Linked DNA regions of Homo sapiens: region 2 is linked to region 1. Evidence: chromatin loops called from intact Hi-C (ENCODE). Cell type or tissue: Calu3. All regions are shown on one strand. Region 1 overlaps WDR7 (WD repeat domain 7). Region 2 overlaps WDR7 (WD repeat domain 7).

Region 1 (8,000 bases):
GCACAGACATGTCTGTGCTCGACATAAAAATTTAGATATCATTGGCTTGTTGATGTATTTAGAGCTATGGCAACAGATAAATGTAGAGTGAGAAGAAAATAGGGCTGGGACAAAGCCCTGAAAAACTTCAGTGTTTAGAGATAAGATGGAGAGATGCATCTGGCAACAATGGGAGAGTGGATGGTTTGAAGGCATGAGAAAAGTCAGAATGTGGTGGTGCCATAGATACTCAAAGAGGAGTGTCTCATGGAAGAAATGCTGCCAAAAGGTCAAGTAAGATAAAAATTATGAGAAGTCCATCAGATTTGGCAACAGAAGGTCACTGGTGACTTTACAAAAGCAAGCTCTGTGCAGTAGTGAGGTAAAGGCCTGGCAGCAGTGGACTAAGTAGGAAGGCAGGCCAGTTGAGACCTGCTTAGCTTGAAAAGTAAGAGAAGAGATAGAAGAGAGTTTTGCTTTTTAAGATGTCTGTTGTTACATGTGCTGTAGGATATTTCACTACTACAGGAGAACAACTGACCCATGGTTTACCAAGGTAAAACCCTCAGTGATAGGGAAGGGTTTAACAAGAGATGTGAAAGATATGATTTTGGATATGCCATGAAAAAAATACTCCGCACATTGTATACTGATCAGTGTTAACACTATTATTCTGAACCGTTTTAATATCAATTTAATGTTAACCCCCAAAATCCAAGGGGCATTAAGGTCTGTGCTGATGAAAGTAATGAAGGGACCATTGAGACAAACCTGAAATCCTAGGTTTGTGCCAAAAGCCCGTATCTGACTTTAAATAGGGCCACTTGTCCAGGGGTTTCAAGGACACACATTACTTTAAAATTTGGTGGATTTCAAAGGCACCCAGCTTCTGAATATTCTTAAAAGAAATTATGCTTACAGGATTAATGAGCATATCTGTTTTGCCAAGGAGGGAGCATTATTCGTTTCACAACAAAGGCTTCCTTTTCATATTAGCAAAGGTATCAGAATTGACTCCCACAATTGTTAGAGGCTTTTTCTTCATTTTTGGTGAGGGGTGTAGATTCAGTTTTGGAATTTTCATCAAGGAAAATTTTCGTCAAGGAAATACAAGAAGGCTCATGAGCTTGAGCTATTTTCACATGGTTTAGGCATCTCACTGAAAGAAGAGCTTCTTTTCTAATTTTTCACCTTTTTCCATGAAGCAGATAGAGAGCTGTTTACTACAGCCTTTGTCTGGGTTTGGCATTGATTTTAAATCACCTGGATTGATCATGTGGTTATGGGACTTAAAAAAATCCCACCAAATACCAAAGCCTCTAAACACAATTAGAATTGAGGGGTTTTTAATCTGCTAGCATTATGTCCATAGGAGTACATTCTAAATTATTCTTAACTTCTGCTCATGTTAGGTGAAAATAAAGCACCATGATAATGTGTAGTGTCTGAGGTTCAGCAGATGCTCTCTAAACATGTAGAAATGTTCCTAGTTTTCAAAATGAGGAAGCATCTAAAATCTATGTCTGTCTTGGAGTATTTCACTGCCTTGGCAGTTTCCTCAGCCAATAAGAGAAAAATAGGCAAATCAACCAGCTGTCATGTCACACACTCCTCAGCTGCAGGACAACAGCAGGATTTAGGCAAGCTGATCTCAACCAGATTTGACAAAGAGGTGGAAGGTCTAAAATTAAATAGGTCAACACAAATTATCTAATAATAGGTAGGTGTGAAGGGACAACAAGGGGTCCCAGAGGAGAATTGCTTTTTAAAGACTGTGTATACTCTTGCTTTTCATTTCGGACTTGTCATTGTTAGCAGCATCTGAGTCTGAACCGTCTTATTTGATAATGAAAAGGTTCCTATTTTTTACTAAATACCTTTAGATTGTTAGTAAAAGTGGCGTTTTCATGAAGTAAATATTTACAAAGCTTCAAACTACTTTAAGAAGCCACCTTTCCTATTTTCAAGGCAGTAATTTTTCTGTGGCTTGCTATAGTACTCAGTTTTGTTGTCATGGTGACTAGATAATATAACTTTTCAAAAATGGAAACCTGCTTCTAACTATATTGCACCAGCCTACCAGTCATAAATGTAGAGTCCAGAGTGGACAATTTATACTCAGTTTCTCTCCTAGTTAAAGTCTAGGTTTACTTTATAGACATCATATTTCAATAAACACACACACACACAGAGAGAGAGAGAGAGAGAGAGAGAGAAATAAACTCCCTGTCAGTTTCCTAACAGTAAAACATAACCATCAACAAAGAAATTATTTTTTGATTCATATTCTTACTAGTCAAAAAATGTGTCCCCAGAATAAGTATAATTTTGGAGCATTCTTATGGTAGCATCTTACTAAACAATATAGAACTGTTATCCTCAATAGCTGTAAATAATTGTCAGTGAAAAAGGGAAACAAGATAGTCTCTTATCACTAGAATAAACAGATAATATTCCTTTAAAATACAATTAAAATGCTATAAGGGATCAGTGATTTGTTTCCTAAATTCACTTACATGCCATTTTACACAATTGCAGTTTTTTCTTTTTTCATTTCTTTTAAATATTGTAACAATAGAAACATATTACACTTCTTCCTATGACATATTTGAGGAATGTTTACAGTTATCACAGTCTTGAGCTAGGACACGTCCTAATGCTTAAAGATACTATTTTATCCGTTTGAAAAAAAGAAGAAATTTTAATTGTGAAAAATAAGAAATAAACCTTAAAAATTTTCACTGTCCTATTTTCTTCCAGCACCTTTTCTTCATGTTTCATGAAAGATGGCTTTACATAGTAACTTAGAAATAACACCCAATGATTAACAGAATGATGGATGTGATGAATCACCTTTCTCTTGAGAAATAATAAATCAACATATTCCTACCCATAAATTTTTACTGAAATGTATGAAATATTAGCATCATATATTTAGCAAAGTGTCAGTTACAAAAACTGTTGGCAAAATGTCCTCAGAACCAATAGAATACATTTAAATGTTATGTTCCTTTTTTGGAAACAAAGTTATTCAAATATAATTCACACTTTCTAAAATGTAGCATAGTTTTAGTTCTTATTTACCCTTCTAATGATAAACATGAGCATGATCTGTTTGAGCACTAGCAATACTAGACACCAAAGTTAACAAAGTAAAATCTCCCAAACTGGAATGTTTTACTCACAAAAAAACTTGGTTAAACTTTGATTTTAATATTATAAACTAGAATACTTCATAAGACCATGTTTGCCCTTTTTTATATTTAAGTCATTATGTCTTAATCCCTATTTATGCAGCACTTTTTAAATGAAACCTTCCCCTGGGTTCATTTTTGGGCAGACTTTATATTGAATTGTGTTTGGATTTTTTGGAAGCCTCTTTGAAGGATGAATTTGTGATTGTTAGTTGCACAACCAGTTTCCTTTATTTTCATTTTGGGGGCGGTTTTCCTACAGCAGCCATAGCGTACTGTGGGAAGTGGAGCAGGGCAGTGCCCTTCCCTGGCTGTATTGATTTGCCCTTCAGCTGTGTGCAGTGCCGAGAGAACCTCGGGCCTTGTTGTTGATTATCTACACAATGTCTCTGGGAGCATTATTGACCCATTGCTGCCGACTGCCTGTGGCTCTTGATTTTTCACACCATCTCCATGACACTCATAATAAAACATACTATCTTATTGCTACTCAGCTCTGGGAGCCAACTGATTCAGCCTTAGAACACCACAGTGTTTCTGGAGAACATTTATTGTATGTGGGGTAAAGTGTTGCAGCAATTTTAGGATTCTGTCCTGTGTACTTTTAATAGCTACTTCTATAGCAAGATTCCACACACTGCTAAATTTTTATTGTCTTAAAAAAGCCAGTGCTAGCTTTGCATATATTGTCAACATGAAATTTAGCATGATTAATATAAATATTATACTTTTAAAATAATAGGCTAAGGAAAAGAATATTTTGCATTAACATTAGGCTTGACATGTTGCTATAACATGTATTTTCAAAACCAAATTTTAAAATATATCACAAGGATTATGCTATGATTTGTTACTGTGGTATATATTTGTTATAGTGAATGGGGAGGAGGTGGGGGAAGTTGAAGTTTCTGATTGTATTTGATTAGTATGTTTCTAATTTGCCATTCTCAAAATGTCTTCCAAGATACATTTTAACTTCTCTATATCAAGTACACAAAATCAAGTAAAATCTTTCCTCTTAGTTACCTTGAAATATTTTTTTAATTGAAGCTTTAATCAGTGGAAAATGGGTCTCCTTGAGCATGTATTTTTGTTTTATATTGTTTTATATTGGAGGTTTTATATATTTTATTAATTTTTAATTATTTCTGATATATTTCCTAATCCACAATTAGCATTAACAGGTATTGTACACTAAGTATTGATGGAAATTATAGCATGTCAAAAGGAGCTCAGAGATCCTAAGAAACAGGCTTTTTCTGTTGGTAGAGTGAATAAAATGTACATGTTTCTTAAAGAGAGTTTAAATATTTTCATGTATATTAACTGCTGTTACTATAGGAAAGGCAATATAGCTCAAAAAGGGGCAATTACTCTAAATTTGTGTTGGACATTTTTATAGGAAAGATAGGTCACAAATTAGGTTAATATAATTGGTTGCTTTTTACTGAAGTTGTTTAGAGTGTTTTCATTAGAACAAAATTTTCTTTAACAAACCTACTTTAAATAAATTCAGACTTTGGAAATTATAATAGAGCTAATTTCAGCTTCTTTGTGTGTGTGTGTGTGTGTGTGTGTGTGTGTGTGTGTGTGTGTGTGTGTGTATACATATTCAACTTCATGATTTCCCTGAACTAGGGTCTGTTTCCAAAACATCTACTGTAATACTGATAGCGATATGTTCAATGATTAGTAGCTCACCACTTTAAGATGTTTAAAATTTTGACCATTTATATCAGTGAATTTTGCAATTTAAGAAAAGGATCTTGCTTTTAAACTGTGGTATTATCAAACTACCAACACTTTGACATTTTGAAATGATAATTCCTTTGTTCTGGTTTATGGATTTAGTTTTCATGTTTTATCATACTTTGATAGGTTTTATGTTTGAAGGATACATAGTTTTCTAAATGTATGCTTTTAAAAATGTCAAACCACTATAAAATAAGGATTTTTAAATTAAAGCTTTCAGAAGTGTGGCTTCAGAGGGTGGGGTGGTATATAGTATAGCCTTAGTGGGCTGCCTCTGGATGACAGATCTGTACAGAACCCCAGACAACAAAGTTGTCCCTAATTTTAATCTAGCTGCTTCTCAGCTGATTTACTTTCAGTTTATGTCCACTTGATGTAAACAGAACCCAATGACGGGGGAAAATAAAAAAAAAATAAAAATAAAAGGCATTCCACTTCTCATCCCTCCAAATTAGTGTTGTTCTATTGAATTAAAAAATTGAATCTCCTCATCATTTTTCATGCCAAATTCATGACATTTTAGGACACAGGATGAGAGTAGATGCCATTAAACCCTGTAAGTCTCAAGCAGAGGCCTTTTTTAAAATCAAGGTCCATAGGCTTAGGCAACAGTTCAGTAACCTTTGGGAAAACCACAGGGTGTGTTTTACCTATTGTTATGCAAACATTGTTCTTCCAGAGCTGACCTTTACTCACAGGGATTTAACAGCCATAGTAAGTCAGGGTTTGAATTCCCTGTGTCTGAGTTGCGGATCAAGTTTACAATAACCATGTTCACAATTGTTTTGAGCGCTTCCACCTGATGGTTTTTGATAGCATGAGGTTTGTGTTCCACTTAAGCCTAAGTATTTCAGTGTGTCTTTGGACATTCAGAACCACTTGAAAGTGTACACAAGGATTCCTCTAACTGAGACATAATCATCAGGTATTGCAAAGGTTAAGCCTTATCATCTGTACCAAAAAAAAAAAAAAAAAAAAAAAAAAGGTGAGGTTTCATCAAAAACTTCCATCCTCACAACCTTTCGACCACAATTTGATGATGATTATTGATTATCTCACAGCCTTTCACTCACGCTCTGCCACCGCGGCCAGCCCTGATATACAGATAGGGCTGCAGTCCAGCTAAAATAAGACTCCATCTTGATAATGGACTGAGATGAGGATACTGTTATTTGATAAAGATAATTGATGTTTCACAGTGAATTGGAAAGCAGCTTCAAGTGCACCATATCTGAAGCTATATTTTGTCCACAAATATGGCAGTTGTTTATAAAAATAGAACAAAAGAACTAAAGTTACGTATTTGGGCATAACCTTTTAAAGCATTTTGGTGCTATGATTTTTTTTCTTTTGTGCTTGATTATTTTAAGGTGTAATAGAGAAAAAAATAGTAAAGAGTATATCACGTTATTTTTTGTCTCTGGTTTCAGGTTACTTTGTTAAAATCGTACATGGTGTAGGTGTTATTGATCAGTTCCCTTGCAGACTTAATACTTAAATCCTATGCTTGGATTATGATGAATCACTGTCATGCATAAGCTGGATATCTTAGGTCAAAGTTAAATTTCATGTTATCATTAATTTCTTGAACATTTTACATACTGTGTGAAAACACAATTTAAATTATTAATCATAAATATCATGTCTCCTGGAAAATGTAATTCAAATAATCTGGGAATGCAGACTGGGTTTCTCCTCATTTATTATTAACAAATTTCTCTAAAAATAACATGTAACTCATTGTGTCTGTTCATCACGCCTCCTTCAGCCACCAGATTTAAGTTGATTAAGGTATCATTCATCTTAGGTACTGTTCATCCGATTTCTTTTAGTCTTATCACCTTCGTAACCCCTAATTAAGCAATAAGGCTTGACAGGGAGTATGGTTATCATGAGATAATGACACCCCAAGTGTGTTGTGAGGCATAAGGTTCAGCTGAGTGCTTCTAAACCTCTAGGGGTGTGATTATCTCATGATAAACATACCACATTGCTGCTCATTGATATCATTGCTGCCTGTGTGCAGCACTCCAGTTGAGGCAAAATTGACATTTCCTTGCCCACCTTCTCAGCCAATCCAAATTGGTGCTTCTATAAAATTGTTAGTTCAGGTCTCAGATTTATAAGCCAAAGTTTAAACCCATAAGCTTTTATTTTATTGTTTAAGTGGTATCAGTTGAACATGCAAGTACATCTTTGAAAAAAATATAAATTTATTTTTTAAAGGTAAGTTTCCTCAGAAGAAAGACCTCATGGAAGGCAAGTGTGTGTGTGTGTGTGTGTGTGTGTGTGTGTGTGTGTGTGTGTGTATAGAGTCGTCGCAATTTTGCAGCAGTTAATAGACCCTACTCCAATAAAAAAAATTGGGCATTCTTATAAATTCAGAAGAAGCATGGTTGTGCTTTAATTCAAAAAAAGTTATTAAATAGTTGGAAGTTCTATAGGGAATATTAATTGGATGTTTGGTTTAGGAAATTCTTTTTAACTTATTTGCAATTATCACAGTTAATAATAGACCAAGGGAGAGGGGGATGGAGAAAAATGTTAGTTTTGTAGCCTTGTTTTTGTTCCGGTTTCTTGTAAATTGATTATATTTCAGGGAAGAATAATTTATGTTTTTTTATATTGGCTCTGATTTGGTATTTAACAGAAAAAAATTGAATTATCTACAGTAATTTTGGTTTGACTCTTAAAGGAGAAAAAGATGCCACCTTTTAGATATAACTCTCAGGAGTATATGTGTGTATGGTTTTTTGAAAAAAAAAAAAAATGGTGAGAATACCATGGCTAATTTTATAATGTTTTCAGCATGAATTTAACTGTGTCTTCTAAAGCAACATTATTCATTAGGACTTTCTGTGATGATAAAAATATTCTGTGTCTGTACTCTCCAGTGTGATAGCCATTAGCCATATGTGGCTAATAAGACTGAGGAGTTGAGTTCTTTGTTTTACTTAGATGTCATATTCTAAAGAAAATCCTTGAAAGTTAATTTTTCTCAAGCTCCTCACAAAATTTCCAATAAATGAATTATCTTATGGCTTTAAAAAATGATATTTTTTCCAAGTAATTAGT
Region 2 (8,000 bases), 83 kb before region 1:
GATTCTACCAATACTAATTTTGATAATCATACAATGGTTATGTAAGTTGACCTTAGAAGAATCTGAGTGAAGAATTCTGTGAAATCTCTGTATTTATGCAAGTTTTCTGGAAGCCAAAAATTATTTCAAAATAGTTCTTAAAAAGCGGTTCTTCCTAGGTAGCAGAATAAAGATAGATTTATATTTTATAGTAGTATAAGTAATACTATATTTCAAAGTAGCTGATTATGTTAAGAATTAAGAATAGCAATTTAATGTTTCTATTCCTTCCCCAATATTTCTCCCTTTCCAGTTTTCGAGGGTGCTATACAACCCATGGGTAGAAAGTTTGGTACAGTTTTATTTATAGATTTAAAAATAGAAGCATAATAATTAGAGATTTTTAGCATATATCATTGTGTTATTAGGTAGGTCTTGGAATAGAGAGTATATTTTTCACATTCAACTTTATCCATGTCCATTAAGCCATGATGCTTCTTACCTCTAATTCATTATTTTAAATAGGTATATTTTTCCCCACTATATTACATGAAATAAAGTTGAAACAAAATATTAGAGTAAGTCATATTCTGAATTTTGTTTGTTGCTAGTCATAGGAGAAAAAAAGAAAAATCTTCCATGCTGTCCTCAAAGTTTTAAAAATTCTTATATTAAAGACACAATAATGTGTTTCTAAGGTATTGCCTAAATTCCTGAAAATTTTAAGGCATCTTTTGTTTTACCTTTTCAGAGTGTTTTTCTTCTGCACATGCCCATTGCAATTAATTGGTATTTTCCTTGAGCCCACACTAAGGAAAGCTACCCATGGGAATTAGATCCCAGTACAACATACTTTTCATTTGTTACCTTTAGTTTTGTATTTTATTGTTTTAAAAAAAAATCATTCTAGACTGTACAAGCCTGAAACTAATCTTGACTATATCTAATGTGTAAGAAATAAATGCTTTTTGTGTTAACGATTTCTGATCATCATATAAGCTTTAAGAATAAAGGAGTTTTATATTTCCATTGACAAAGTGCTGACACATTGATAAACAAGTAACTTTAGAAATAATCCCTAAGAATTCAATATGTGCTTTAAAGTTTTGCATTATTTATGTGTGCCTAGGTGATGACTGTCTGATTTATGCTCCAAACCTGTAGATTTTCTCCTTTAAGCAAATAAGAGTACATCATGATTAATAAGTGATCTCTGAATTAAGCTCACTGGACACATATATATATGTGTGTGTGTGTGTGTGTATATATATATATATATATATATATATAAAATTGTTAATGGCATTTTGATTTAGGCATTTTAGTAAATTTTCACTGTTATCAGAAATTTTATCTTGTCATCTATAGAGTAGACGGGCTGGACACTTTGGAGAACTTTTATAGTAACTGAATTGTACTACTTCATGATTTTGTAAAGAAAAGAGAAGGTAGAATTTTCTAGAATACTATTAAAGCTATGTAGTAGTCTCCAAGCCAGAGAAGTAAAAGCGGTTACTTTAGGTAGTGTAAAGTTGGTTCCCATTCATTCTTGAAGGGAGATGGAGAGGAAGGGAGGTAAATCAGTCAGGAAATAGAAACCACATCAGTTACCTAAACAGTGGAAGTTTAATACAAAGAGCTTCTCACTAGCAGAAAATGATTAACTACTAAAAGAGGTAAAAAGAGACTCAGGGGTCCAGAGATACTATGTGCAAAATATCAGCTACTACCTCGTCTAGGGTGCGGAAGAGTGGATAGTAAAGTGACTCAGGACTGGGAGAGGCCCTCCTCCAAGGCTAAGATTAGACTTCTTTAAAGAGTCAGTGATTCCTAGGGGAACATCGGGCTTGTAGATAATGAAATTTGCCAAAGTGGCCTACCGCTGCCTGTGAGTGGAGGCAGCTTGTTGCTAATCTGGAAGTTTCTTCAGGGATGGGGGCTAGAGCTGATGGGCTGGTCCAAGCTGGTCTATAGACACAGCCTGCCATTTTCCAAGGGTTAGGCCATCCACAGCAGCTTGGGGAGGGAAGTGTTTTTCCCCTTGCCGGATCTCTCCATTGACCTCTATCAATGAAGCTTAACATTCTGCCAGCTGGCAAAGGACATGTTTCCAGAGTCCAGCTCCAGTATTGCAAAGCAGTAGGTAAACAATGAATTTAGAGCTGAGATACTATACATTGCTAACTGTTCTAGAAGGAATAATTTACTGTTATAATTCTAAATACAGTCTCATAAATCAAAACTTTCACATCACTAAAATTTTATTATCTGCTTGGTTCTTTATAATGCTAATCATGGGCTAGGCATGATGGCTCATGCCTGTAATCCCAGCACTTGGGGAGGCTAAGGCCGAAGGATTGCTTGAGGCCAGGAGTTTAACACCAGTGTGGGCATAGCAAGACCGTGTCTTTGAAAATTTTTAAAAATAATAATGCTAATTATATTCTCTATAAATAGTTATTATAATGTCATTGTCTTAAGTTTTGAAAGGACAATCCAGAAATTGTTCTCTATTTTGTTGCTTTCTGGGAAGTACTCTTATCATAGCTGGGTAGATCTCTAGGCAGTATAGTCATGGGGTAGGTTTGAAAACCAGGCCATGCCTCAAAAAATGAATTCTACCTCTGTAGAGTAAGCACAACTAACTCCATTTTGCATTTACAGATAAATAAATGATGGTTGGCAACTGTTGTCCCCAAATTTGCATTTCAATGGCCTAGTAATGTCCCATCGCTTACCTAGTACTTCACAAGGATGTTAGTGATAAGGAATAATTAATGATCTGTTAACAAGATCACATCTTTGATTATAATGTACAATAGATGTACAAATTCTATATTTAACTTTTATTTGCCTTTTAATTGCTATGGATTTCTGAGCCTGCTACTAGGTGCTTTATCAGACTGAAGAAATGGTCCCTATAATCTCTTATCCTCAGTCCCAGTGGTCATTACAATGTATTTTCTCCAAAATAGAAAAGGCAACCTAGTTGCATTGTATGTTGTAAAATGTTGGAGTGCCATCCATTTTAGCTGCGGTTGTCAGTTCACTGGGACAGCATTCTGGGAGTAAAGAAAGAATAAAAATGGCAAGCAGAGGATTTACTAGTGTCTTTGTGTTCATGGTTTGAAGGGCGAATACTACTATTGGCAAGTGGAGAATTCTTCAGACTTTTAAGTGCTACAGAAGAGTTTCAGGCTTGTTAAGCTCAAGCTCATTTAAAATTCTACTTTGTCTGACTGACCATCACATCACAAAGCAGTCTGCTCAGAATGTCACCAGTGTCAGTTCTGTGACCTCCGGAACTGCATATAGCAGTTGGCTTGAGTTGAACAGGCCACTCTGCTTCTGGGAAGAGAAGAGTTCTGGGCAATAACACAAGTCCTAAAATATTGATGTGGCTACTTCTAAAGTATAGCAATATTACATAGTTATATGCAGTGTGTCATTCAAGCTGTTTTCATTGCCCAGAAATCATAGTGCTGAGCCTATCTTTTGTCAATCAAGTTAATTTTGGTAACTACAAAGTAGAGTTTGCCTTTGTGGACATTTATATAGGGACATGTATATATAATTATATAATGTGCTTATTTAAAAGCTATATTTTTTAAATGCTAGACAAAGATTGAAATGTTATTGTCTTATTTAGTACCTCCCTTAAATCATGTACAGACAGACATCCAGGTAAACACAGATGGAAACTCTGTGATTTTTCTGTCTGAATGCCTGTGTTGCAGGTGTAGTGGTATTAAGGACTATTGTATCAAATATTAACTTGTGTCATATGAAATTGCCATTTTTGAGGGTCAAAGATGGTCAAATATTGGCTATTTCACATGGCTCATCCTAATAGTAAATTTTCAACTGTGCTAGGATTTGGAAGTGCACCAGCTTTTTAAAGCAAATTATATAAACCAGAGCTCAAATTAACAACTGGACAAAAGACAGACAAGTATGATGTTAAGGGAAGTAAAAGGTAATGAGTGACTTATGACTCAGTCTTTTACTGCAGCAGCATAAGGAAGGTGTGACTCTCATCACTGTATCGATAGAAAGTGTTTTGGTTAACAGATTTTTTCATTCTCTCAAAAATGCGTTTTATGTCTAGGAATGTGTGAATTTTTGCAGGTTCTTTCAAACTTGCTTACGTGGTTGCCCTCCTGACACACCACCCAGTAGGTTCTTATTTCAGAACCTTTCTGAAATAAATATTGGCCTTTCTGACTTAAATATCAAGGTGATTGCCCGTTGGCAGCATTGTGTATTAATGCCTTGGGTGGTAGTTACTTGCTTTTGTTTTATACTTAATAGCAACCTTGCCTAAAAACATACTAGAGAGTACCTCATCAACCGTTGAGGTTTTGCATCTTTTATTGGTCTGCCTTTATTTTCTGATATTTTCTAAAGATGGTGTTTCACTGAGGTCTTTTAATTCCATGAATGAAGTTGTAATTAGTTCGGTATTATTTTTAATAATCTTCATTCTGGTGGTAAAATTCACTTGTTGTTTTGAGAGTTGAGCTGTGGATAGTAAGTATCCATTAATAAAACAGTAGCCAATTGGTATATTTGTTTTTCATTTTATTTTTATTATTTATTTATTTATTTATTTACTTTGAGAAGGAGTCTTGCCCTGTCACCCAGGCTGGAATGCAGTGACGTGATCTCGACTCACTGCAGCCTCCGCCACCTGGGTTCAAGTGATTCTTCTGCCTCAGCCTCCCGAGTAGCTGGGATTACAGGCATGTGCCACCATGCCTGGCTAATTTTTGTATTTTTAGTAGAGACAGGGTTTCACCATGTTGGCCAGGCTGGTCTTGAACTCCTGACCTCAAGTGATGCGCACTCCTCGGCCTCCCAAAGTGCTGGGATTACAGATGTGAGCCACCACACCCAGCCATTTTTCCATTTTCAATGGAAGTTGGATTTGGTGTTCTGTCAGATTCAAGAAAATTACTATGGACCACAAGTAGATTCCTTGCCATCTCACTGGTGATAAGCAATCATTTTGTTCTGTTATCCAGAAATGAAGTTATTTTAAAAATTTGGTTGTGACCTCGTTTGATTCCACCTTCCATGGTTCAAAATCTAGCTAAATTACAATGTGCTATTCAGAGAATTTTTTATTTCCTGACTCACAGCTTAACCTTTAAAGTGCGGTTAATGCAGTGTTTAGTTAATGCATTGTTTAAAGTTGATGGATTGATAAATTTGCAGAACTCTTTTATCTTAAATATGAGAATGCTCAAAATAATTTTTTTTTTTTTGAGATGGAGTCTTTCTCAGTTGCCCAGGATGGAGTGCAGTGGCGCGATCTCAGCTCACTGCAACCTCTGCCTCCTGGGTTCGAGTGATTCTCCTGCCTCAGCCTCCCGAGTAGCTGGGATTACAGGCACCTGCCACTATGCCCAGCTAATTTTTGTATTTTTAATAGAGACGAGGTTTCACCATGTTAGCCAGGCTGGTCTCTAACTCCTGACCTCAGGTGATCCGCCTGTCTCATCCTCCCAAAGTGCTGGGATTACAGGTGTGAGCTACTGTGCCTGGCCTCATAATAATTTTTAATGCAGTGTATTTTTCAAAACCTCAGCTATTAGTATAGTTTTTAATTAGAAGTGTTCTGCATTTAAGCTTAATTACCTCTAAACTTGCTAACAATAATAGCCTAACTTTTGGGGCAACAATATGTTTTTTGTAGCCTTTTGATTTCAAGATACTCATGATTTTTTATGTGACATTATTAGGTTTTTACAATTATTGCCCCTGTGCAGAGTGGAGAGTGGCAGCCATTCCTGCTTTCCACATGTGGAAACCAAGATAAAGAATGCACTTTCTTCCTGACAGAAAGAAAGAATCCATGTGCAGAGTCTTTTGCTCTTATTTAGGATTATTAAGTGACTATGTGTAAGCTCATGTTTGAATACATTATCTTGCTTAGGAAACTCACCTTCAATTAACCCTTTTTTTTGAGCTTCTTCCCTGAAAATGCCAGAATCTTTGTGGTGTGGTCATCTCCAGATGAACTAGAGAACATTAACAAATTGTTATATAAAACAGTGAGAGAACCATGGAAGGAATGACGCAGCTACTTATTAGGGCAAATGTTCTCCAGGCAAAAAATTGACCCGAAGCCGTTACAAACATAAGAAGAAAGTAGATAGATAGTCTCACAGATTGAAAGGTAAGTGTGGCTTAGAGAGTATGAAAAAGGTAGGACTTTGGTGAAGACAATTAAACCTAAAATTTAAGGAGTATCTTACCTGAAACAATAAGGAACTTGTAGACTGTATTATTTCCCTTTATGATTATAGACAATTTCTGTTTGTTTATTTTGTTTTATTCTGTTTTGAGATAGTCTTGCTCTGTCATCCAGTTTAGAGTGCAGTGGCACCATCTTGGCTCACCCCAACCTCCACCTCCTGGGTTCAAGAGATTCTCATGCCTCAGCCTCCCGAGTAGCTGGGACTACAGTTTTGCACCACCACACCCAGCTAGTTTCTGTATTTTTAGTAGAGACGGGGTTTCTCCATGTTGGCCAGGCTGGTCTTGAGCTCCTGGCCTCAAGTGATCTGCCCACCTCAGCCTCCCAAAGTGCTGGGATTACAGGCATGAGCCACTGTGCCTGGTGTGATTATAGACAATTTTCAGAAGATATTGATAAGGATTTCTGCTTAGCTTCTGACTACTTTTATTCTAGAGGATTAAGAGTTACAAATGTACCCTGAGAACTTACAATTCAAGGAAAATCTTTTATATTTAGTAGCAGTAACTACATGAAATTTTATTTATATTTATTATGAAACTATATATATATATATATATCATATGAAATTATACAGGTGCTAAAAGAAATGTAATTTAATGTGAAAACACCTCCACTTACAGTGACTGAGAATCCAGGAGCGATTTATCTATTTATATTTCTTTCAAATATTATAAGCAAAATAAAAAGACAATACTAACTGTAGTGGATTGAAATAGGAACCTATCAAATTTACTTTGATTCATTGAAGAGTTCAAAGTGGTACTCGGGGAAAAAAAATCACATAAACCTCAGTGTCATTTTTGAATGATGCTAGGGAATTAACTTATTTTGAAAATTAGTACATTTTATACACATGTACCTCAGCATAATCAAATGGTTGATGAAAGGAAATTCTTCTTTATAACAATATTGTAGCCAATAAATGAAGAAGGAATGATGGAATATAATCATTTTGCCACCCCTAATGTATTAATGGACCTGGGCAATCACTCCTAATATCACCGTAAGAGAGAGCCAGGCATTGTACGCTTCTGATGGAAGTACATAGCAGATCTAAGAAATCGTTAAAAATTCAAACTGAATCTGTTCAACCAGTTTATAGGAACTACAAAGGCTAGAAAACACTTTAAATATTGTCATAGGAATATACTCAGCAGGATCCAGATTTGAGGAGACTCTATGGGATAAAAGAACTGATTTCTTCAAGAAAAGGGGTAGGGGCAAACTGTAGATTAAGCGATTTAGGAGACATTTGAATTATGATTGGAAGAGACAGATGTAAATAAGTGAAGGAAAGAAAAAAGGCATGAAAGAGACAAGAGAGGGCATTAAAGAGGGGGAAGCAAATGAGAGTGTGGATGAAACAAGATTAGCCACTGGTTCAAAGTTGTTGAAGCTGGATGATGGGTACAGCAAGGCTTATATGCTTCTTTTTTCTTTTTCTTTCTTTCTTTCCTTCTTTTTTTTTTTTTTTTGAGATGGAATTTCACTCTTGTTGCCCAGGCTGGAATGCAATGGCATGATCTTGGCTCACAGCAACCTCCACCTGCCAGCTTCAAGTGATTCTTCTGCCTCAGCCTCCTGAGTAGCTGGGATTACAGACATGTGCCACCACAGCCAGCTAATTTGTATTTCTAGTAGAGACAGGATTTCACCATGTTGGCCAGGCTGGTCTTGAACTCCTGACCTCAGGTGATCCACCCACCTTGGCCTCCCAAAGTGCTGGGATTACAGGCATGAGCCACCATGCCCAGTC

What was found. A loop is a pair of places that touch in the nucleus more often than their neighbours do. Peaks named below come from ENCODE experiments on the same cell type or tissue, not always from the same donor. Only the 100,000 strongest peaks of a DNase experiment are listed, where the experiment ranks them.
Region 2: it touches region 1 in a loop (4-fold over the local background); 1 of 110 quality-filtered maps calls a loop at or near these places.

What each region holds. Positions count from the first base shown.
Region 1 is chr18:56,981,403-56,989,402 of GRCh38, forward strand. All of the region lies in intron 26 of WDR7 (WD repeat domain 7), which reads left to right. Among named protein-coding and RNA genes, the nearest start is that of WDR7-OT1, 55 kb to the right of the region's middle. RefSeq lists an enhancer at 5,270-6,119. In Calu3, no CTCF peak of the experiment used is centred here; a DNase peak (open chromatin) is centred at 3,509.
Region 2 is chr18:56,898,842-56,906,841 of GRCh38, forward strand. All of the region lies in intron 21 of WDR7 (WD repeat domain 7), which reads left to right. Among named protein-coding and RNA genes, the nearest start is that of WDR7-OT1, 140 kb to the right of the region's middle. In Calu3, no CTCF peak of the experiment used is centred here; a DNase peak (open chromatin) is centred at 4,660.